Regions from separate parts of the Homo sapiens genome. Here all the other regions are linked to region 2. Evidence: chromatin contacts called from ENCODE Hi-C or POLR2A ChIA-PET data. All regions are on one chromosome and are shown on one strand. Each heading gives the region's core, a stretch centred on a gene start or an enhancer-like site at or near the end of the contact. The rest is flanking DNA. Distances are from core to core; before and after follow the strand shown. Region 1 overlaps PDGFC (platelet derived growth factor C). Region 2 has its middle 170 kb from the start of LINC02272. Region 3 overlaps LOC102724785 (a long non-coding RNA gene). Region 4 overlaps PDGFC (platelet derived growth factor C).

What was found. Hi-C counts contacts between places; a loop is a spot of excess contacts on that map. ChIA-PET counts read pairs that join two places held with the same protein, here RNA polymerase II (POLR2A). Pooled maps may share reads with other maps.
Region 1: a loop to region 2 is called in a map of mammary epithelial cell, with 12 times the contacts of the local background. The contact joins two enhancer-like sites. A Hi-C loop is called at or near these places in 4 of 168 maps with a recorded cell type or tissue (MCF 10A, PC-9, endothelial cell of umbilical vein and 1 more) and 5 of 50 pooled maps. POLR2A ChIA-PET finds 5 or more read pairs at or near these places in 3 of 52 experiments (AG04449, AG04450 and MCF 10A).
Region 3: a loop to region 2 is called in a map of mammary epithelial cell, with 5 times the contacts of the local background. The contact joins two enhancer-like sites. A Hi-C loop is called at or near these places in 1 of 168 maps with a recorded cell type or tissue (mammary epithelial cell) and 2 of 50 pooled maps. POLR2A ChIA-PET finds 5 or more read pairs at or near these places in 1 of 52 experiments (MCF 10A).
Region 4: a map of MCF 10A shows a loop between it and region 2 (6-fold over the local background). The contact joins two enhancer-like sites. A Hi-C loop is called at or near these places in 2 of 168 maps with a recorded cell type or tissue (MCF 10A and ascending aorta) and 2 of 50 pooled maps.

What each region holds. Positions count from the first base shown.
Region 1 is chr4:156,927,156-156,932,928 of GRCh38, reverse strand. The region is part of intron 1 of PDGFC (platelet derived growth factor C); the gene reads left to right. Among named protein-coding and RNA genes, the nearest start is that of PDGFC, 42 kb to the left of the region's middle. Within about 2 kb of position 1,473, at least 7 of the 41 ENCODE cell types and tissues checked have a DNase peak (open chromatin) inside an H3K27ac peak, as active enhancers do; they include mammary epithelial cell, where a contact is called at or near this core.
Region 2 is chr4:156,474,781-156,479,812 of GRCh38, reverse strand. No RefSeq gene overlaps it. Among named protein-coding and RNA genes, the nearest start is that of LINC02272, 170 kb to the left of the region's middle. Within about 2 kb of position 3,397, at least 3 of the 41 ENCODE cell types and tissues checked have a DNase peak (open chromatin) inside an H3K27ac peak, as active enhancers do; they include mammary epithelial cell, where a contact is called at or near this core.
Region 3 is chr4:156,108,233-156,113,834 of GRCh38, reverse strand. It overlaps LOC102724785 (a long non-coding RNA gene), which reads left to right. Exons shown (of 5, transcript XR_939394.2): 4 at 1-47; 5 at 1,082-1,244. Among named protein-coding and RNA genes, the nearest start is that of CTSO, 160 kb to the right of the region's middle. RefSeq lists an enhancer at 1,588-2,196. Within about 2 kb of position 3,099, at least 2 of the 41 ENCODE cell types and tissues checked have a DNase peak (open chromatin) inside an H3K27ac peak, as active enhancers do; they include mammary epithelial cell, where a contact is called at or near this core.
Region 4 is chr4:156,828,081-156,833,778 of GRCh38, reverse strand. The region is part of intron 2 of PDGFC (platelet derived growth factor C); the gene reads left to right. Among named protein-coding and RNA genes, the nearest start is that of PDGFC, 140 kb to the left of the region's middle. Within about 2 kb of position 4,363, at least 4 of the 41 ENCODE cell types and tissues checked have a DNase peak (open chromatin) inside an H3K27ac peak, as active enhancers do.

The DNA.
Region 1 (5,773 bases), core at 224-2,723, 460 kb before region 2:
GTGTGTGTGTTAGAAACTTCTTTTTTTTTTTAATTATACCTTAAGTTTTAGGGTACATGTGCACAACGTGCAGGTTAGTTACATATGTATACATGTGCCATGTTGGTGTGCTGCACCCATTAACTCGTCATTTATCATTAGATATATCTCCTAATGCTATCCCTCCCCCCTCCCCCCACCCCACAACAGGCCCCGGTGTGTGATGTTCCCCTTCCTGTGTCCGTGTGTTCTCATTGTTCAATTCCCACCTGTGAGTGAGAACATGCTGTGTTTGGTTTTTTGTCCTTGAGATAGTTTGCTGAGAATGATGGTTTCCAGCTTCATCCATGTCCCTACAAAGGACATGAACTCATCATTTTTTATGGCTGCATAGTATTCCATGGTATATATGTGCCACATTTTCTTAATCCAGTCTATCATTGTTGTACATTTGGGTTGGTTCCAAGTCTTTGCTATTGTGAATAGTGCCACAATAAACACATGTGTGCATGTGTCTTTATAGCAGCATGATTTATAATCCTTTGGGTATATACCCAGTAATGGGATGGCTGGGTCAAATGGTATTTCTAGTTCTCCATGCTCACGGGTAGGAAGAATCAATATCGTGAAAATGGCCTTACTTCACTCTTTGAACACAAACAGAGTGTGTTGTTCCTGAGTTTATACTTCCTTTAACTACATAAAGTGAATATTATGCTTGCTTTGATTGCTGAAAGGTAAACTCAAGTGTATTCACTTAGAAAATTAAAAAAAAATCCCTTAAAAGTGTAAATTGTAGGAAATGTGAAGGTGAATTAGACTCCTGATCAAAACAGAGCACATTAAATGTTCTTAATAATAGATTAAATTAGCATTACATTAGTAAGTAAATATCCATCTCTTACCTCTTTTGTTTATATATTTTCTAAAACTTTGAGCTATTTTTACCTCAAATCATATACTATAAATGTCAGGGTTAGTATTGCAGATGCTCTTTAAATGTTGCTGTAATATATTTCTTATGAGTAATGTATAGAACAATTTTCAAAAGAAAGAAGTCTTTAAAATAAAAAAGATAAAAGTACATTCCACTACCTAAGTTTTCTGTTCAACACATGTAGTTTAACAAAAAAAAAACTCCTATAAATGTAGTGTTTAAAATCCATGCAAAGATATGTTCCACTGTAAGTATAAACCATAATTCTGAATAAATATCTCCACTTCAGTTTAAGAGGATAGTTAACATAGCAAATGTCTGGGTGGTCCAAAGTTTCATGAAGCTTGAACATTCTAGGGAGTAGGGGCCAGTAAACTTAGTTTCTAATATTAACAGCCTTGCATTTGTCTATTGTCTTGGCCTTAGTTGTCCCAGCTCTAATAAACAGTTAAGGTGTGATGCTCTTGAAGATTACTGTGGGTTGTTTTTCTTGGATAGTTATGAAAGAGAATCACTGTTGACTCACCTCCCCCACAGGCCAGCTCTGTGATTGTCAAGTGTTCCAAAGCACATGCAATAACCGAAGACGTGAATGCAATCCTGGGTGACTTAAGCCTTCATGGATCTTTGACTATAATTTAAGTTTCCTTCCCAGTAGAAATATAATACTCTTTGTCCTGTAGCTTGGAGGCACTCTTAACAATCTTTTTATTGTCACTGTTATCTTTTCAGAAACTCTACATTAGCCTTCGGAAGGTAAGCCAAAAAAGTTTTAATAACAGGAAATACCTGCCATTTTACCCCTAATACAAAAGAATTCATGTTTATCAGTTTCAAGTTCTGGAAGGTCAGGATTCTGAGGCTGTCACGCCTTTTGCTTTCACAATTTTTTGTCAGTTTTGTCTATTCAGAATGATTTTACTGCATTCCACACTTGGCTGGCTACCCTCCATCCCCTCAGCCCCTACCTCCAACAATAGGTAGCAGGAAAAAGAAGTTAAAATACAGTTATGGGATTACTGGGCAGGGAAATTAAAACCAATAATAAGATGATAAGGGAAAGCAGGTGAGGCTGAATTTTATGTATAAACCTAGATTTATACATTTTAAACCTAAATTCTTTTATTTTTATTTTTATTTATTTTTTTGAGACAGAGTTTCACTCACCCAGGCTGGAGTGCAATGGCATGATCTTGGCTCACTGCAACCTCCGGCCTTCCTGGTTCAAGCGACCCTCCTGCCTCAGCCTCCCGAGTAGCTGGGATTACAGGCGTGCACCACCACTCCCAGCTAATTTTTGTTTTTTTAGTAGAGACAGGGTTTCACCATATTGGCCAGGCTGGTCTTGAACTCCTGACTTCAGGTTATCTGCCCACCTCGGCCTCCCAAAGTGCCGGGATTACAGGCGTGAGACGCTGCGCCCGGCCTAAACCTAGATTCTTAATAATTGTCTTGAGTATAAGGAGTCTTAACTTTATAATGGGATTTCATTTCTGTTTTCAATTACATAGTTGTTGTGGAGATGCCTTATTTAATAAAATGTCTTTTAAGGTAGTGTAAACAATTCATTCTCCACATTGGTCCCCGCCAAAAAATGTGATATTAGGATTTGCTAGCCTACAGATCCTACAGATTGATTAAGCTCAAAAATCTTATTGCAGTCTTTGGATATCCTTTCAGTTCCTCAGATTTGATGATGTTTGCCTGATTTTGCACATGCTCTTCCCACTGCCTGAAATTATTTTTACACAGGTCTGCCTGGAAAAATCATATAGCAATAACGACAAACTATATAGGATTTTGTGAATTAAATCTACTTTTGAACAAAAATCTCTTAAATGCAGATTTCTTAAAATCTGCTTACAATGTAGGCGAGTTACCCAGTATTCACACAATGGCATATAAGGGAGATGAAAATTAAAGTATGCTTTTAAGAAGTTAGAAACATGTAAGTCTAATGACAAATCAATCCAGTTAGTCAACCAGTTCATTTAGCTTAAATCCAGAATTGAATGGCAACCCATTTGGTGTTGTAACATCTGGCATATCACCATGTGTGACCCAAAGATTTTTTTTTTTAACATTTCTACTTGTGTGGGCCTTTGAGCAGGGCTGCACACTTCTCAGGACACTACAAGTTCTGGCCTGTCAACACAGGCATCTTGAAAGGACCATTTGAAAGTAGGAGAGGTAACTTGTGAAATCAAATATTTAAGAATGTTATCAACTATTTCTAATATCCATAAGTCACTAAAGGATAAATAGCCAGAGAATATTTTCCATTCTACTCTGCATAAAGATTGAGTGCTAGCTCCCTCTTTTCTTATTAGCTGACCTGAGTTAACCCTTACTGAACAGTAAATCATTCACTGAAGGAAGAAGAGGGGAAGAGGAAAGATTTTGTCTCTTTGGATAACTCTTTTGTGTTTTGGTATATTCCGGAAGGCTGTAAGAAGAGAGATTTCATGTGCAGATTCCATGGAGCAAAATGAGTTTTGTTTTTTTAAACGGAGAGTAGTTCTGTTTTTTTTATTGGCCTTTTTTTTTTTTTGCTACGAATGCTGATTTTATGAACTATGAAAATGGTCATTATAAGATATGCCACTTTTCTCCCTTTTATTTCCTTTCTCTTTTCTTCCCAACTAATATCTCACATAGATAGGTTGGGATATAGAATGCATTTTTGTTCTGTAATTTCTAAGGTTTGAACAGATACTGATAAAATTTCTTTACAAATATGTAGATACTTGAGTATTTGATTAAGACTTTTATTATTGTTGAGTCATTTCCCAAAAAGTTGACTGATTTGTATATTGTATCTTTTTGCTGGTTGCCATTTTGCACAATTTTTCTTTTAAAACTATTTCCAAATTGAGGTCTCAGTCTATTTCAGAGTATTTAAATAGCAAGGGTGTTACTGCTTCTTTGACTATTGCTCGCAGCTGACCCTCCTACATTGCCCCTTATAGATTCATGTATAGAGATTGTTTCTAAGTATTCCTTCTATTTGGAAGAGTTCATGCATACTCTTTATCATTTCTTTGACCGTTGTGTTTTATTATTTTGCTTAGCTCCCATGTAAGTACAATCGTGTATTGTTAACAGACAGTTCTCTTAAGAACCAACATCATAGAGATAAACAGTCCTTCAGTAACTATAAACTTTATTCTTAGGATAACCAATATGAGAAAAAGTGGAATCTCTTGTAAGCAATGTTTTCCAAAAGTCTATTATGGCTAAATTCTGTTCTTCAGGAGTTGTATACTAAACAGTCTTTAACACCATAAAAGGATATTTCTCATAGTCTCTTAAAAATGGTAAAAAGAAACTGAAGCAATGGATTTAAATTCAGGGATTTCTGGAGACAAGTATAGAGCGTGGATTGGGGTGCAATATCTCTTTGCAATCTATGCATCTTCCAGTCTCCTCCATTTGCCATTCAGGCCTCAGCCATTCTTCCTAGCAGCAAGTACCCGGGTATTTTACTGTTCAGCCAGCTGTTCTGAGCCTGTGTTTCACCTGTGCCTTACCCAGCCAGGTCTTTTTCATTTCTTTTATCCTGATGCAGTAGCTAGTAATCCCACGGTTACAGATCTAAGTGCAATGCGTGAATTTTCAATCTTTAAAGTTAAAATCAGGTAGAGCTGCAGTTCCAGCTACTTGCAAGGCTGGGGTGGGAGGATCTCTTGAGCCCAGGAGTTCAAGACCATCCTGGGCAACATAGCAAGACCCATCTCTTAAAAAAATCACATAGACGGATAGATAAATGGGTGCTATTAAATGACCTACTGACATGGTTTAGCTCTGTGTCCCCACCCAAATCTCATCTTGAATTGTGCTCCCATAATTCCTACGTGTTGTGGGAGGGACCTGGTGGGAAATAATTTAAATCATGGGGGCGGTTTCCCCCATACTGTTCTCATGGTAGTGAATAAGTCTCATGAAATCTGATGGTTTTATCGGGGTTTCCGCTTTTGTATCTTCCTAATTTTTCTCTTGCCACCACCATGTAAGGATTGCCTTTCACTTCCCACCATGATTCTGAGGCCTCCTCAGCCATGTGGAACTGTAAGTCTGATTAAACCTCTTTTTCTTCCCAGTCTTGAGTATGTCTTTATCAGCAGCATGAAAATGGACTAATATAGTAAATTGGTACCAGTAGAGTGGGGCACTGCTGAAAAGATACCCAAAAATGTGGAAGCGACTTTGGAACTGGGTAACAGGCAGAGATTGGAACAGTTTGGAGGGCTCAGAAGAAGGTAGGAAAATATGGCAAAGTTTGGGACTCCCTAGAGACTCATTGAATGGTTTGGCCAAAATGCTGATAGTGATATGGACAATGAAATCCAGGCTGAGGTGGTCTCAGATGGAGATGAGGAACTTGTTGGGAACTGGAGCAAAGGTGACTCTTGTTATGTTTTGGCAGAGACTGAAGCATTTTGCCCCTGCCTTAGAGATTCGTGCAACTTTGAACTTGAGAGAGATGATTCAGGGTATCTTGTGGAAGAAATTTCTAAGCAGCAAAGCATTCAAGAGGTGACCTGGCTGCTGTTAAAAGCATTCAATTTTAAAAGGAAAACAGAGCATTAAAGTTGTGAAAATTTGCAGCCAGACAATGCAATAGAAAAGAAAAACCCATTTTTGAGGAGGAATTCAAGCTGACTACAGAAATTTGCATAAGTAACAAGCAGCCCGATGTTAACCTTAAGACAATGGGAAAAATGTCTCCAGGGCATGTCATAGGTCTTCATGGCAGCCCCTCCCATCACAGACCTGGAAACCTAGGAGGAAAAAATGGTTTCCTGGGCCAGGCCCAGCGTCTCTCTGCTGTGTGCAGCCTAGGGACTTGGTGCCCTG
Region 2 (5,032 bases), core at 2,148-4,647:
TAATGTGTTGCTTTTGAAAATATATCCAACCTAACATTAAAGGCAAACTCAACAGAAGTTGGACCATTTTAAGTACTAATCTACTAGACCTTTTCAAATATATCTTCTGAAACTCCCTGTAATTATGGCTTTGTAACATGTCATTTTTCTCTTTTATTAGGAACACAACAGTATAGTTAAGTTGCATGTAATTTTTTTCTCTGAGACTGTTTTTAAAGCATGTTACTGTAAATGAATGCATAAAAGAAGAAAAGATTCAACAAGTTCTTTAAATAGAATATTCAAGTGTGAGTATATCATTATGTGTTAGAAACAAAACACATATTTTTCAAATTATAATATTTTAATATTTCCCCCCTTGACTTGCCTATGTATGTTCAAGTTAACTAGACTTAGGCTACATGCATCAGCCTTTAGAATGTGAGATTTTTAAATTTACATTTATGGAATATATTCTAGCAATATAATTCCAATTTAATTATACAGCAAAAATCTTTACTCTTGGAAAATACTTAATAATGAAAGCCAAAGGTGAAAAAAGCACATCTTCAAACAAAATTTATTGGTTTGCTAATTTCAGTTGATATATAATGGGAGAGCACTTTCTTCTTTGGTAGCAAGTCTTATTTTGATATATTCATTTCTTTTAAATAGGTCAAAATATAGTAGTTAAAATAAGCAATGAAATGAATAATATGAAATTTTTTTCCTATTCTGCTTTTGTTTATATTGAATAAAATATATTGCTATTCAAGAAAACCTGGAACTATTCTGAGTATTGTCTTTGTATTAGGCTCTTATTGCTGCTGCAACAAATGACTACAGATTAGTGACTTAAAACAACACACATTTGTTTATTATCTTAGTGTTCTGGAGGACAGAAACTAAAAAGTGGCTCTCATGGGCTAAAGTTCAGGTGTTGGCAGAGCTGCATTCTTTCTGGAGAATCTAGGGGAAAATCATTTTCTCTCCTTTTCCAGCTTCTGGAAGCCGCCTCATTCGTTAGCTCCTGGCCCCATCCACCATCTTCAAAGCCAGCAGTGTAGCATCTTCCAATTTCTCTCTCTCTAACTCTGCACCCATCATCCCACTATCTAACTATACTGCCTCCCTCTCATAAGTACTCCTGTGAATACACTGGGCCCAGGATAATTATTATTCAGAATGATCTCCCCCTTTCAAGATGCTTTGATCACATTTGCAAAGTACCTTTTGACACATAAGGCAACACACTTGCAGATTCCAGGATTAGGAGATAGACATTTTTCATGGGTTGTTATTCAGTTTACCACATCGATTCTTGATTTTCCTGAAAAATCTAGATACATGAAGATGTAGGGCCTTTATCAAATAATATTATACTTTAAAACTCAAAAAAACAAAATAAATATGATTATAATTTAAAACTATTATTGCATATTTATTTTAAAAAATCTCTAAGTGGAAAAGTGATATATTTTTTACGTAATAGTCATGGGGTCCATAACTTTTCCACTCTTCTCTGATAAAATCCTGATTCTGCTGATGGGAGCTCCCCCTTAGTTTCAATGTTATCCTGGGCAACTCACTTAAAGGCAATTAATCCATTAGAAGGCTTGCAGCTTATAAATTAACTTAAAAATTATTTGTCCAAATTGGGATAGAATAGAATAATATTATTCTTATTTGTTGGAATTTGGGTGGACAAATATGGAGTGAATTAGGTAGCTTGAAACAGAGAGAAGGTTGTCACAAAAATTCAGAACAGCTAATTAAATTTCAATTTTAAATAAACAACATGCAAGTTCATAGTTATGTCCCAAATATTTCATGAGACATACTTACAGTTAAAAATATGTGTTGTTTTATCTGAAGTTCAAATTTAATTGGCTGTCTTGTAATTTTATCTTCTAAATACAAAAACCCTATAGAGATGACAATAGGACTAAGTGGCCATGAACCAGCTGAAGTTATAAGGAAATTTAAAATCGTGAGGAAGCAGAAGCTGTGACAGATAGTACAGTTTGAGGGTAAGCAGAGGTCCTTAGCTTGCTTTTATTAAACAAACAGGAAGATAATTTGCAACGAAACATAAAAACTATAGCTTTTATAAATCTTTCAGAAAAAGTCAAACACTGTGCTAGCATTGGGCAAATGAAAATAGTCAATTCATGTAAAAGATATAAAGATAGCTAACAAACTTGTGAAAATGTGTTCAACTGCTTCCTAATTGAGGAAATGACAAGAGAGTAAGTTTTTTTAAACCAAGTTTTATAAGTCAAGATAAAAAAGATTGACATTGCTCAGAGGTATCAAGAACATGGGACAATTGGGTCTCCATTTTTTGGTAAAAATCTAAATTGTTATAATAATTTTTAGAGGAGTATGTGGTGATATATAGCTAAACATATGAATGAGTAGTTGAAATATGTGACCATAAGTCAGGAAACCTCCTTTTACCTTTCTTGGGGTGATGTTGAACGACTTAGGCACCAGAGCAGCTTGGACTACAGGTGTGAGCCATCATGCCTCACAAAGTTTTAAAATTTTCTGGAAGAGACAAGTTCTCATTTTGTTGCCCCGGCTGGTCTCGAACTCCTGGCCCAAGCGATCTTCCCACCTTGGCCTCTCAAAGTGTTGGGATTACAGGTGTGACCCACTGCACCCAGTCAGGTGTAGTCCCTTAAATCAACTTTTTTTTGTACAATGGAGTCTCACCAGCCATTAATGAGACGAAATCAAAGATTCATCCCCACACAGAATCCCTAGATAGGTAAGGAATTCCTTTCTATATGTCTCAAGTCCATCTTATTTCGATTTTTAACTTTTGTTTCTTTAATACAAGCCGCCAACTTCTAGCTTGTAACTGGTTTTCCAAGAACCACCTTTGTCCACTAAAAATTCCTTTTGCATCCTAAACAGAATAATCTTTCTCAAAGTGCAAATCTGCACCTTAGAATATTCAACACTTTTCCCTCCCTCATCCTTCTCTTGCTTGGAAACATTCATCGGCTTCCTCTTGCTCTTAGGATAAAGACCAAAAAGCAAAGACCGAAATCCTTGACATGACTTATTGACTACCATTTCAGCCTTTTCCACCACATTGTCTTCACCATCTGTTTGATGAGACCTGAACCTCTTCAGTTACTGGAGCTCATGATACTGTCTTCCTGACAGGCTCCAGACTTGATCTCTCTCTGTTCTCTATTTGATTGGTTAGTATTACTCATTGACCATACCCTAGCTCTGCCCTGGCTAACTCAGGAAATTCTTCTCTAGTCATGGGTAAAATTCCCAATTAAATAAGCATTTGTAGCACTGTGGTGTGTTTCTCTTTCTTAGCACTAACCACATTGGAATGTTATGTCTTACTTGCGTGGTTGATTCATGTCTCTCTCACTCACTAGAGACTAAGCTGCATGAGTACGTGAATCATGTCTGGTTTTCTCTCTATTATGGGATCATATTTGAAAAAAGCTCTCTGAATGAAGGAGTAAAACATTGATCTGTTTTCTACACATGATGATGGGCTGGGAGCAATGTAAGTAGGCATGAGGGAATTTCCATCTAAGTTTATGATAGAGGTTTAAGTGTCCCCACATTACCAGTGATTAAAGAAGAGAGAAGCAAAGTGTCAGGTTAATATCACCTTTTTCTTAACCTTTATCTGGCCCCATTTTAATGAGGTCTTTCCAAGCCATTTTCATGACTTATGCACCATGGTTAAAGTTACCCTTTTTCAGATGAGTTGTACCCAATGTGGGAGAAGACAAAGTGGGATACTTGGTGCCAAGTTTAAACTGATTTGGGTGAGACTATAGTTCCATAGTCTATGTTAACTTTCGGCCTAGAACGCTTTGCAAATTCAGCATAAAATAGCTATACCAAGCATGTTTGGAGTTTTCTTGAGCCATGTACTGGTGCGATATAATCTATTAGTTTGATGAAATAAATGGAAATAACTTTTAAAGGGAAAATGCTTTTTATAAGTATGGCTATCTGTCAACTTCGTTGTTTTTCCTTATAACTCTCTCTGAATATAAGAGAGCAGTACCGATTGTATATTTTCTCTCACTATCTTCCCAAGACTAGCAATCTAATTCAATTCACTGAGGTTGAGTCCACTAGAAATTTTGTTTGTTGTCTTCATGCTTTTATTCTAAAGATAATTTAAAAATTACAAAACAGATCTGGAAAATGTCTAATGATGTAGTTTGCTGAGTATAAAGAAGTATTAAATTAGGCTAAAAGTCAGGAGCTTTCATTATGTATTCAACATACTGAATATGATATGGTGTTTGGTATCTGCTGCCAGAGTATTGCTTCTAGACAGGCTAATCTGTACTCCAAGAATGACACCCTGTGGCTGAATAGATCAATAGCAGAAAGCTCATTTATCATTCTCTTCTTTGTCTTTTAAAAAAATAGTCATTGCAAAATGGGATTTATATACAATTCACTTTAATAAAAAATTATTTTATGACAAAGCCCCTTAAATGTTTAAAATGGATTGAAAAGGGCTAGCATGAATAAAGAAAACATTTCAATATTTATTGCTCAATGTATGTGCTATATATGAGCTATGTCAACATATATCATTAACACATAGCAATAATTTGTTACACAAGTAGGTAGGGATTTTTCTCTTAAAAATAGTTCATAACATTTCATTGTGTTTAAAACTTGAGGAGTGTATTCATTTCTGTTGTTTTAACTGGAGCCTCAAGGCAACACTGAATAATCTCTAATAGCTATGTTAATATTTCTATGTTTTACAATTATAGAAATGCAAGGTAAATGAGGGTTAAAAGAATTTTCGTTTTCTTTCTTTTTCTTTTTGAGACAGAGTCTCGCTCTGTCGCCCAGGCTGGGGCGCAGTGGTGCAATCTCGGGTCACTGCAACCTCTGCCTCCAGGGTTCAAGGGATTCTCCTGCCTCAGCCTCCTGAGTAGCTGGGACTACAGGCGCGTGTCACCACACCTGTCTAATTTTTTGTATTTTTAGTACAGACGGAGTTTCACCGTGTTAGCCAGGATGGTCTCAATCTCCTGAC
Region 3 (5,602 bases), core at 1,850-4,349, 370 kb after region 2:
AACTTTACCTCAGATACTGCTGATATTTACTGATACAATTGGCTCTGGTAAGTTTTTTAAAAGGACATAAAACTATATTAGAATTGAATATATCCAGGATAACATCTACTTGGAAAGCTGCCGTAATTGTCTAGAATATCCCTAATTAGGTCAACAGAGAACACAGAAACAAAACTTGGTTCATAAAGTGTCATGTTTTTAGAAGCTCTGACAAAGGCAAGTTATGGTTTTGATGCCTTTCTATCCATGTTTGCATAGTCTGTATACAGCTGCACAAAAGAAGCTCCATGCCAAATATGCTCAAAACAGCCTGTGCCAGAATGAACAGACAATGTCATCACACAAAATGATCCTGTGGGTCAGTGTTCTTTTGTAACTTTAACATTAATCACTGTGTTCTAGAAAAAGAGAGAGAAGAAAAGGAATGGTCATTTTTTTCTGTCATTTCTTATTAAAAATAACATTTCCTCAGGATTGTAACAAAATTCTAGAACAAGACCAAGGTGTTGAGTCTTTTTCTCTTCTGAAAATATAACAGCTCCACCTTGAGGTAAAAGTATTTTATCATAGTTTGAGGTTATATTTGAAGTAGAAGGTTGTATTTGGGATGACTAGTGACCAATAATTCCTCATGGCAAAAGAAACAAATAAAGAGCTCCAAAATTATACAAGGGATATGGAAGCTCATCTTTTGTTCCCACTTTTGGTCAAAAACAGCAGGTATTAGTTACCTAAGAAGGATAAACGACTGTAATCTTAATGGTCATTTTCAGACTGGAATTTCATGTGGTCAAACCTGTGTTGATGAAATTTTATTTGAAGTTGTCAAAAAGCAAACTAGAACTTTAAAAATAGATTTACTCCTCTGGTATCCACTGGTATATAAATTTCTGCCAAGAAAATACACAAATGGAACTTTCTCTTGATAGAACCTACCACTTATATCTTACTGTTGGCAAAATGTTTCTGTGCTTGCATGTAAGATAAATAGTGAAAGATAATATTCTATATACCACTTGCTTTCTGAAGCTGAGCCTTAGGTTGATCTTTTCTTGTTTTTCTTTTTGACTCACCTTTCAAGGGTCGAACTTGAAGCTGCAGCAGAAGAAGATATGGAAAAACTAAAATCTTCCTCAAGCAAATATTAGAGTAATTGTCATTATCTCACCATGCTCTTTTCCTGGTTATAAATATGCTAGAAAACATTCTTACTGTAATTTTAATAAAGTATTTCTCTATGTTTTCTTCTGATTATTTTTATTATTTTATATGTTATTTGACTATGTAGTCAACTTAGAATTTTTGTGCATGTGTGTAAAAGTGACATTGCAAGCTAATTTTCTATATGAATAAAAACTGTCTCCATGCTGCTTATTTGGTCATTACAGGTACAGGAAAGTCATTTTTTAATGTTGATCTTGTATTACTGAGCCCTCTTATTAATTTCAATGGTTTTTCAGTAGATTCTTCTAAGTTTTTAAGTAGATGGCCATATCATCTAAAATAATGCTGCCTCTCTTGACTCAATATTGGTAATTGCTTTTATCTAGAAAAATCATGCAATTATTATAGACCGTAGTGAATTTTATAATTCCTTTACTGTTTTTATATTCCCATTATATATTAACATTTAGAATTTAACTTTATTTTTTAGTCTCAGGTTAGTTTCACAAGGAGATACAAGTGCCACAGACCCACTTTATGGGATTAGTGTCCACCAGCACAGGGGACACTGTGGCAGCCTTTGAGTGAATTAGCTGAGTGGCACTTAGTTTGCAACACACCGAATATAGCATCTGATCACAGTTCAAGACATTTGAGAGGGAAGAAACAAAGGGAGATGGGGAGAAGAATCTAAGTAAGATGTTAGCAGTAGCACTCACTTTCATATTCACCAACTGAAGGCTAAGGAAAGCAGCTGGATGCCGAGGCATTAGGAAAAACGTTCGCCTAAGAATGTGCCTGCTATTCAGCTATTAAATTCCATTAAAATGTCCTCATTCTGTGGTCCATCCTTAACATCTTCTTCCAACAGCTGCAGATGCTCCCTCAGAGCTTGGGTGGGTCGGAAATATATACAGGAAAACATAAAAAATATTTTGGATGTATATTCTCAAAATAGGTGAGGAGGGAATATTTAAATAAACATGGTAAATGTGCTATAATAATTAATAAAACGTATTTGTTTGGTATTGAAATCAATTGTCCTCCAATATATTGGGATATAAAATGCATTTAAAAATATGGTACATTCAGTAGGAATAAACACATACTTTTTTAAAATTTAGAAGCCCTTTTCATACACATTTTTAACAATCACCTCATAATGATGATACTACCTGAAAATTGAAAATAAGAACCGTAAATTTTGGATTTAAAAGTGATAGACAAACCCCTATAATTCGTGGTTTCTTTAAACAGAAAGAATGTAAAGTATCAGTAAATACTAGTTATTTTTATAGATGAAAAATTAGCGCAGCTCCAGGGAAGAAACCCTTGGGTCTCAGGTTTTCTAGATGCAAAAGAGAGATAATAAGTACACCTGCAAGGTCACAATAACTGTGAAGTGATTAAAGACCCTGGGCTGAAAGACGCTTTTAAGAAAAGCACGTGTCAAAGCTCACAATGTAACAAGGGGTCCATGAGTATTTGACGGAAATGTACACACTTCATCTTTTTGCTTGATGTCCAATTAATATGTTTTATTAAACCTGAAGTAAATTTGCCCTTAAGGAAAAATTCCTGAAAGTGCTCTTTTACTATTTGTTAGCTCCAAAATAAACAGATCTCCAAGCCCCTTCCCTGAAATTCAGTAACTACTTGGGTGGCATTTGTATATTAAAGGAGAAAGCAATACAAGTTTTGCACTTTCCATATGGAGCTGGAATCACACAGGATATTTAACCTATATATTTTATCTTAAGTACATGAGTGTCTTTTTAAGGAGATTAAGGGATGAGGAGACATATCAGAGCAAACCATAGGAGACAAGTTGGCCCTCCCACTTCCTGCCTTAGTTAACAGAACATGTAGTATCAGGGTGAGGAAGAACAGGCAGGGATTAACGAGTTCCAGGAAACATGTATCATCATGCAAAAGAAAAGAATTGGCGGCGTTTCTAGGGCAATCCAGCAATTCCCCCAGCTCCTTGGCTAGATTCAGCACGCTGCTACTACTACTTCCCCTCCTCCATCTGAGGTGAGGCCAAGTTCTTAAACTCCTGGGTCACTATCTCCCTGACCGAATCATCCCAGAACCAGGCATCAGACAACTAGAGTCAGTCCCTAAATCTCAGAGCTCACAGAAATTATTTACACTAACCGTTTCTAAACCTACTTAGCCTGCTTATCCTGTCGTCTTTGTCTGTTTTGTGCTGCTACAACAGAATGCCTGAGACTAGATAACTTAAAAGAAAACAAACAAACATTATTTGGCTCACAGTTCTGGAGGCTGGGATATCCAATAGCATGGCACCAGCATCCAGCAAAGGCCTTTGCAGTGCATTATCCTATGGTGGAAGGTGAAAGAGCAACAGAGAGCAAGAAAGAGATTGAATCTGTAGCCTCGAGCCCTTTTAAAATTGTCATTAATCCGTTCATGAGGGTAGAGCCCTCATGACCTACACACCTCACATTAGATTCCATCTCTCAACACTGTTGGATTGGGAATTAAGTTCCCAATACATGCTTTTTTCACACATTCAAACCATAGCATCTGCCTTGCTCATTCCTTCCCACAAAAGAAAAAATAAAAATAAAGGCTGTTGCTCACATTCCCCCAACCCCCAACTCCTTCTGCCTCCTCACCCCTGCTGGCGGTTCCCTGTGTTGCAATGTGTGGCATGATGCGCTCCTTCCTCTTGTGTAACAAACTCACTTTTCAGTGACAACCATGTCTTGATCTGTTGGCTTCATCATACCTGAATAATAATAATAAAACTTGCATTTTAAAACACCTTGCCCCGCCCTACTCAGCCTGCTGAAAACCCAAGCACATGAATCCTTCTTTTGCTGAGAACAACCTATTTTTTATGCCTATTTTGCCTGATGTACTCTTACTACTTCTTCCTAATCCACCAAAAATACAGCTGTGCTTCAACACCATTCCTTACTTCTCTGGAAGAGTAGAAACTCTCTTTTGAACCCCCGAAGTACAATATTAATGCCTTAATGATAACATTTAGCACATTGCATTATATTTGTTTAGTTCTATAATGTTTTTGGGTCTTAATAACATTGTGTTATTTGATTTTGGTATTCCTAGTGTCAGAACCTGTCCTGGCTATGGATAGTGTTCAATAAACATTTACTGCACGATATCGTTTTTAACAAATAAAAGTTTTCTTCACCATGGGTACTGAAAATGATATCTTCCTTTTCCAACCTCATTATTTATATAATTCATTTGCCAGTTGCTCCCTACAATGGGCAATGTCTGATGTGTATATCCTAGATCCCAAACTAGATCATAAATTGCCTTCTGTGTATTCTTGTATGCTTAGTGTTGAGACCAATGTTTACATATGGTAATTGTCAGGCCTCTGAGCCCAAGCTAAGCCATCATATCCCCTGCGGCCTGCACATACACAACCAGATGGCCAGTTCCTGCCTTAACTGATGACATTCCACCACAAAAGAAGTGAAAATGGCCTGTTCCTGCCTTAACTGATGACATTGTCTTGTGAAGTTCCTTATCCTGCCTCATCCTGGCTCAAAAGCTCCCCTACTGAGCACCTTGTGACCCCCACTCTGCCTGCCAGAGAACAACCCCCCTTTGACTGTAATTTTCCTTTACCTACCCAAATCCTATAAAATGGCCCAACCCCATCTCCCTTCGCTGACTCTCTTTTCGGACTCAGCCCACCTGCACCCAGGTGATTAAAAGCTTTATTGCTCACACAAAGCCTGTTAGGTTGTCTCTTCACAGGGACGCGCATGAAATTCGGTGCCGTGACTCAGATCGGGGGACCTCCCTTGGGAGATCAATCCCCTGTCCTCCTGCTCTTTGCTCCATGAAAAAGATCCACCTACGATCTCAGGTCCTCAGACCCACCAGCCCAAGGAACATCTCACCAATTTTAAATCAGGTAAGCGACCTCTTCGTACTCTCTTCTCCAACCTCTCTCACTGTCCCTCAACCACTTTCTCCTTTCCACTCTTCAATCTCTCCCTTCTCTTAATTTCAATTCCTTTCATTTTCTGGTAGAGACAAAGGAGACACGTTTTATCTGTGGACCCAAAACTCCGGTGTCGGTCACGGACTAGGGAAGGCAGCCTTCCCTTGGTGTTTAATTATTGCAGGGATGCCTCTCTGATTATTCAACCATGTTTCAGAGGTGTCAGACCACACAGGGACGCCTGCCTTTGTCCTTCACCCTTAGCGGCAAGTCTCGCTTTTCTGGGGAAGGGGCAAGTACCCCAACCCCTTCTCTCCATGTCTCTACCCCTTCTCTACCTTTCCGGGGGGCAAGAAACCCCCAAACCCTTCTCCTTCACTCTTAGCGGCAAGTCCTGCTTTTCCAGAGGAGGGGTAAGTACCCCAACCTTGTTTCTCTGTGCCCCAATCCCTTATTTCCGTGCCCCAACCTCTTATATCTCTGTGC
Region 4 (5,698 bases), core at 3,114-5,613, 350 kb before region 2:
GGATATAAAAATTATCTAAGTTTAAAGAGCAAGTAAATTGTAGAGATAGTATTCACACCTTTGCTCTAAGATATGCTATTATATAAGAATAAAATTATCACTTTTTCTATTAGCTGTTAAATTATTTGCTAGGCAAAACGAAAAAGTTACTGTCTTTCCTGTTCATCATAAAACTAAATAAAAATAACACCTTGTTAAAGAGTGTAAATTATTAAGTAATGTAAGTTTAATCACATAAACAATTTACTCTTATTTGATGATTTTGACAATAAAGTATGTGGTTTACAGCACATAACTCCATTCCAAAACTGTTTGCAAACAGGCATTTATGTTCCTCAAATATTTTAAGATTGGTGCAAAGTTAAAGTTTATTCTCTCTGTTTCATTGTGCAGCAGTTAGATTATGTGAACATTTACTTTCCTATAGTCACAGACTTAATACGTGCTTATTGAATATCCACTACTAAAGAAGCCTGAGTTACACAGTAGAAGCATTAACATAGTCTCTGCCTCAGCGAACCTTTTAACTAGCCGGAGATATCTATGCTTGTGAAACAAGAAAGAAACAAAATCTTATTAAATTAAATGCTGTGTTGTGAAGAATAAAACATATTTGCAAAAGGTAGAAGTCTGAACAGAAATGTACAGCCTTGTGGAGGCCATCAGCAGGCCCACTGCCAAGAAACTTCAAAAGTTGATATTTGCCTTCAGAAATTCACCACTTGAATGTGGCCTTTTGCTGGGATGACTCAAAATCTGATTTCAACAGTACATTAAACAGTGATCAGTTTCTCAATGACAGATCCATATGAACCAAACTCTCAAAATACCAACCCGTAAGCCAGAATTAAATGGATTACATTTAACTGAAAAGTATAAGTAGTCCCCCAGGGGCCAGCCAGTCAGAGGATTGGTTGCAGGACTGCCCACATACACCCAAATCCGCATATACTATAGTCCAGCAGCAGGCCCTGCAGACCGACATATTGGAAAAGTCGGCCCTGTATATACATGGGTTTTGCATTCCTGAAATACTGTACTTTGCAAGTTTGGTTGAAAAAATTCCACATAATACTGGACCCACGCAGTTCAAACGCCCGTTGTTCAGGGGTCAACCATATACTGCTAGAAATCCTGGTTAGTTAAAGAAAATAACGGCCATTGATGGTTTCGAATGTGGTATATGTGGCTTATATACCACTTGTGTTTTAAGAAAATGGCATGGGCCAGGCATGGTGGCTGACACCTATAATCCCAGCACTTTGGGAGGCAGAGGCGGGTGGATCACGAGGTCAGGAGTTCGAGGCCAGCCTGGCCAACATGGCGAAACCCTGTCTCTACTAAAAATACAAAAATTAGCCAGGCATGGTGGCGGGTGCCTGTAATCCCAGCTACTCAGGAGGCTGAGGCAGGAGAATCGCTTGAACCCGAGAGGCGGAGATTGTGGTGAGCCGAGATCGTGCCATTGCACTCCAGCCTGGGCAACAAGAGCAAGACTCCATCTCAAAAAAAAAAAAAAAAAAAAGAAAGAAAGAAAGAAGGTGGCATGATAAAATGAGGCCTGTTTTTAAGGAAGATAAGCCTTGAAGTGGTGTGGAGAAATAGTGCATGGAGGGAGGAGAAGAAAGAGTATTGGCTATAGATGCCTTATGGGAGACAACTGGAATAATTTCTAATATTAAGTTAATGAGGACCAGTAATAATGGCATTTCCATATTAAGAGAGAAACTAGAAAAAAAATTTTAAAAGAGAAAACTATTTGAAGTAACAGTTTATAGGATGGGGTGTGTGTAATAAATAGACCATGGAATTAAAACCCAGCAAGTTGCATAAACTGTATAAACTAGTGTGCCAAATGTATATAGCAAATCAAAGTGCTCACTGTGGGAATAGTGAGCATGTGAGAAGATGAAGGATGATTGATATTATAATAAGGTTTGAAAAATTGTATCTAATTTATTACTCGAAATACAGTCTAGTGTCCTTGTTTTTAAAAAGCCAGTTACATTTTTTTTTCTTTTTTCAAGAGACAGGGTTGGCCGGGTGTGGTAGCTCACACCTGTAATCCTAGCACTTTGGGAGGCCGAGGTGGATGGATCACTTGGTCAGGAGTTGGAGACCAGCCTGGCCAACATGAAGAAACCCCATCTCTACTAAAAATACAAAAATTAGCTGGGCGTGGTGGCACATCCCTGTGGTCCCAGCTATTCAGGAGGCTGAGGCAGGAGAATTGCTGTAACTCGGGAGGTGGAGGTTGCAGTGAGTCGAGATCATGGCACTGCACTCCAGCCTGCGCGATAGAGCAAGGCTCCATCTCAAAAAAAAAAAAAAAAAAAAAAGACAGGGTCTCATTATGTTGTCTAGGCTGGCCTCAAACTCTTGGGCTCAAGGGATCCTCCTGCCTCAGCCACCCAACTAGCTAGGAATACCAGCATGTACCACTGCACCCAGCTAAATTTTTAGAAAATTAGGTATACTTATATTTAATGTGAATAACCACAATTAGAGAAAAAAATGTTCAAGAGTACAAATATTGGTTATATGGGGATATTTCAACAGCACAAGTGTAATTTTGACTAGTCGATTGCCTACTCTGTGCATATTTGTGTATGAACATGTATGTTACTCTATTATGTATGTGCGAATTCACTCCTCTGTCTATCCATCCATCACTCAACAGTCATATAGTCCTCTCTATGTATGGAGGAAATACCATGCTAAATATTGGGGATACAAAGATTATTAGATGGGCCCCTGGCCTCTGGAAAGCATTGAATAGTAAAGGGATAGGCATACAAAAAATATAATTCTAAATAGTCATGGGTGTGGTAGGGACCATGCTGCAAAGACATTGCAATCTCTGCCTATAGGACTCACAGAAGGCATCTCTGAGGAGTAATATTTAGCTGAAATCTGAAGGAGAAGTGGAAGTGGGCCAAGTGAAGTGGAGAAAGTTATAGTATTGGTAGTAAATAACTTAATTGATCACATTTTTCAATATTGAGCATGGAATCTTTTGTTTTAAAGAATTGCATGCTCGATATTTTGAAAGCCACCATTAGATAGTTTTTAAGAATATCCAATGAAATGTACCACCGTATGTGCTTGGAACCCATTAGTCATAACTTGGTGATATAAAGTACGTTCTTGACCTATGACAGGACTATTATTGCTGGAGTTGCTGTACCAAAAAATGTGATCATATTTGCCATCTGGTGAAATATACTGTCTCGCCCAGGTTGAGGTCCACAAGTGACTAAATGACCAAAATGACTAAAGCCCTAAGTAGCCCACAATTACTCAGTTGCCTGTAGGTCCACATGGAGAATGGAAAGTTGTGTTTCATCAGATCTCTGAACTGAAGGTCATGGTGGGGGCAGGGAAAGGATGCACAGTGCTTTATCTTTTATTTTCCTTTGTAGTTTGAGGTGCGTAAGTTCTCATATCAACCAAATGGAATGGTATAATGCTAGTGCCATAGTGTCACACAGTTGACAAGGTCTGAGGACATGAAGTTTTTTTTTTTTTTAATGCAATTCCTGTCTTCAAAGAGCTTATTTTTAGAATTGTATTTGCTGTATATTTTAAGACACTTAAATATGTACTTTTCATATTTTAATTCTACTTTATATAAAAATACTTATAATTTTTCAACTTAGTAATTGAAATCAGAGTAAGTAAATTGCTACAAATGGCCAATTGTTGGACCTCAGTTTTGCTTATATGTGTAACAATTAACACAGCTTTTCAGATACATTTTTGAAGTAATGGGCCCTGTTTCTATTTGGTTCTATTAAATTAGTGAAGTAGTACTAGTGGGAAGGTTCTCACACTACCAAGTGGTTTGAGACTCTTGTACTTAATTTTTATTTTTGTTGTCTATAAGATTAATAAAATTGAGAAGTGATGCACGATTGATCCTTGGTGTTTGCAGAGAGGGATATTGAGGCTCAGTGAAATAAATGGGTAGATAAAAATTCTGAATATATGAATATAACTCACGAGATAATAATAGCTTTTATTTAAAAGCTATCCTACCTCTTCTGTCAAGGAGAGAAAAATCTAAGAAATAACATCTGTAACAAAAGAGGAAATGAAGTGAGTGATATAATTGAAACTGTCAAAAACTGCCAAATTTTCTGGTGACACAAGAGACTATCAAAGGATATGGTAGGAATCCTAGATATTAAAGCACTTTGAAGGGGTAATTTTAACAGGATAAAGCAATAAATAAATAGAGAGCAAGAGGAAAATTTTAAAGTGAGAAAAAGAAAGTAAAATAAACCTAGGGCCAAAAAATCTCTGCCTAGGGATATTGCCCAGGATGGTAGATTTAGCCAAGTGGGCACTCGGCCTAGAATTTCTTATTTCCCTTTTCATGCTACAAAATATGAAGTAATAGCCTTAGCAGGACTTATTACAATGATGAAATCACCTAACAATCTGAAATGCTGCTTCCCTTTATGTGAAGATATTTGTTTTGTTTTGCTTCTTGAGAAATGGCAGTCTGTCTTTCTTCTTAATTCCTCGTTCAACAATCCATTTCTGTGAAAAATATAATCCTGTATATTCCATAAACCCCTTGGCATTGGAAATAAGAGTGATGATCTTAGTAGATCATAAGAGTTAGAAAGTTGTTTTCCTACTTTTAACATGTGATAGGAATAAGATTACTTCTATTTCTAATTTCTCAAATTCTAAATTTCTCATAATAGAAGTTAAATTATTTTTCTTTTGTTCAATATCTGAAGTTTCAGAAAATATTAATGTCTGTACTTCACTAAATTTCCATTAAATAGTTTAGTTTCCACAGAATCCCATTCTCTAGTGAAGATTGATTTTCTTAAAATTGCTAAGTAAACTTTAATTTTAAAAAATGTGTATACCCACTTTAGCTAATTCTGCCTCTGGAGTCTGCATTTTTTTGGATATTTTTATGTTGTTTACAGTATTCCAAGTGATTGATTTTATTGATTGGTCATGAATATTCTTAAAGTATATACAAGCTTACTTAGGAAGTAATATATAAATGAAAGTGATGTAAGTAGAATTTTACCTGTTCTATCTGTACGTTAAATATACCATAAGAGCACACACATGCTAATTATATTTCCAGAATACAATTATATATACATGCATATATATACACACACATATACATAATTACATATATACATATGTATACACACATTATTTTTATAATGGTCACTGAAGAAAAGGGAGAAAAAGCAAAAAACCAGTCAAAATTTCTGATAGCTCTTTGAGTCATTCTTGTACCTTAAATTAGAAAACAGAGGTAAATTTCTTTCCTAGAAATCTGGAACACTAATGGAGTTTTCATTAGATAATTAAAACCTCTGCCACTTATTAAGCACGGTCTTGATGCCGGATCTCATCTGTCATTACTTCTTGAAACTGTTCTGATTGGCTCTGTATCTGTTAAGAAGTAAAGGACATAATCTGTATCAGAAGAGTGAGATGGGGCATGTGTCAGGTGTATCCCAAAGTGTGCTTTTGTGTTCTAAACGGTGACCTTTTAAAGTGTGATTTGCGCTGCAAAATGTATAAGAAAAAGGATTTTGTGCTGTTAGAAGGCACTTGTGGTCTGCAGTAGTCAGAGATCTCCAGAGCCAGAGTGCTCCCTCACCCGTCAGCACTTTGGAAGAGTTTTGTGAAAGTGACAGAGTGAGAAAGAGGT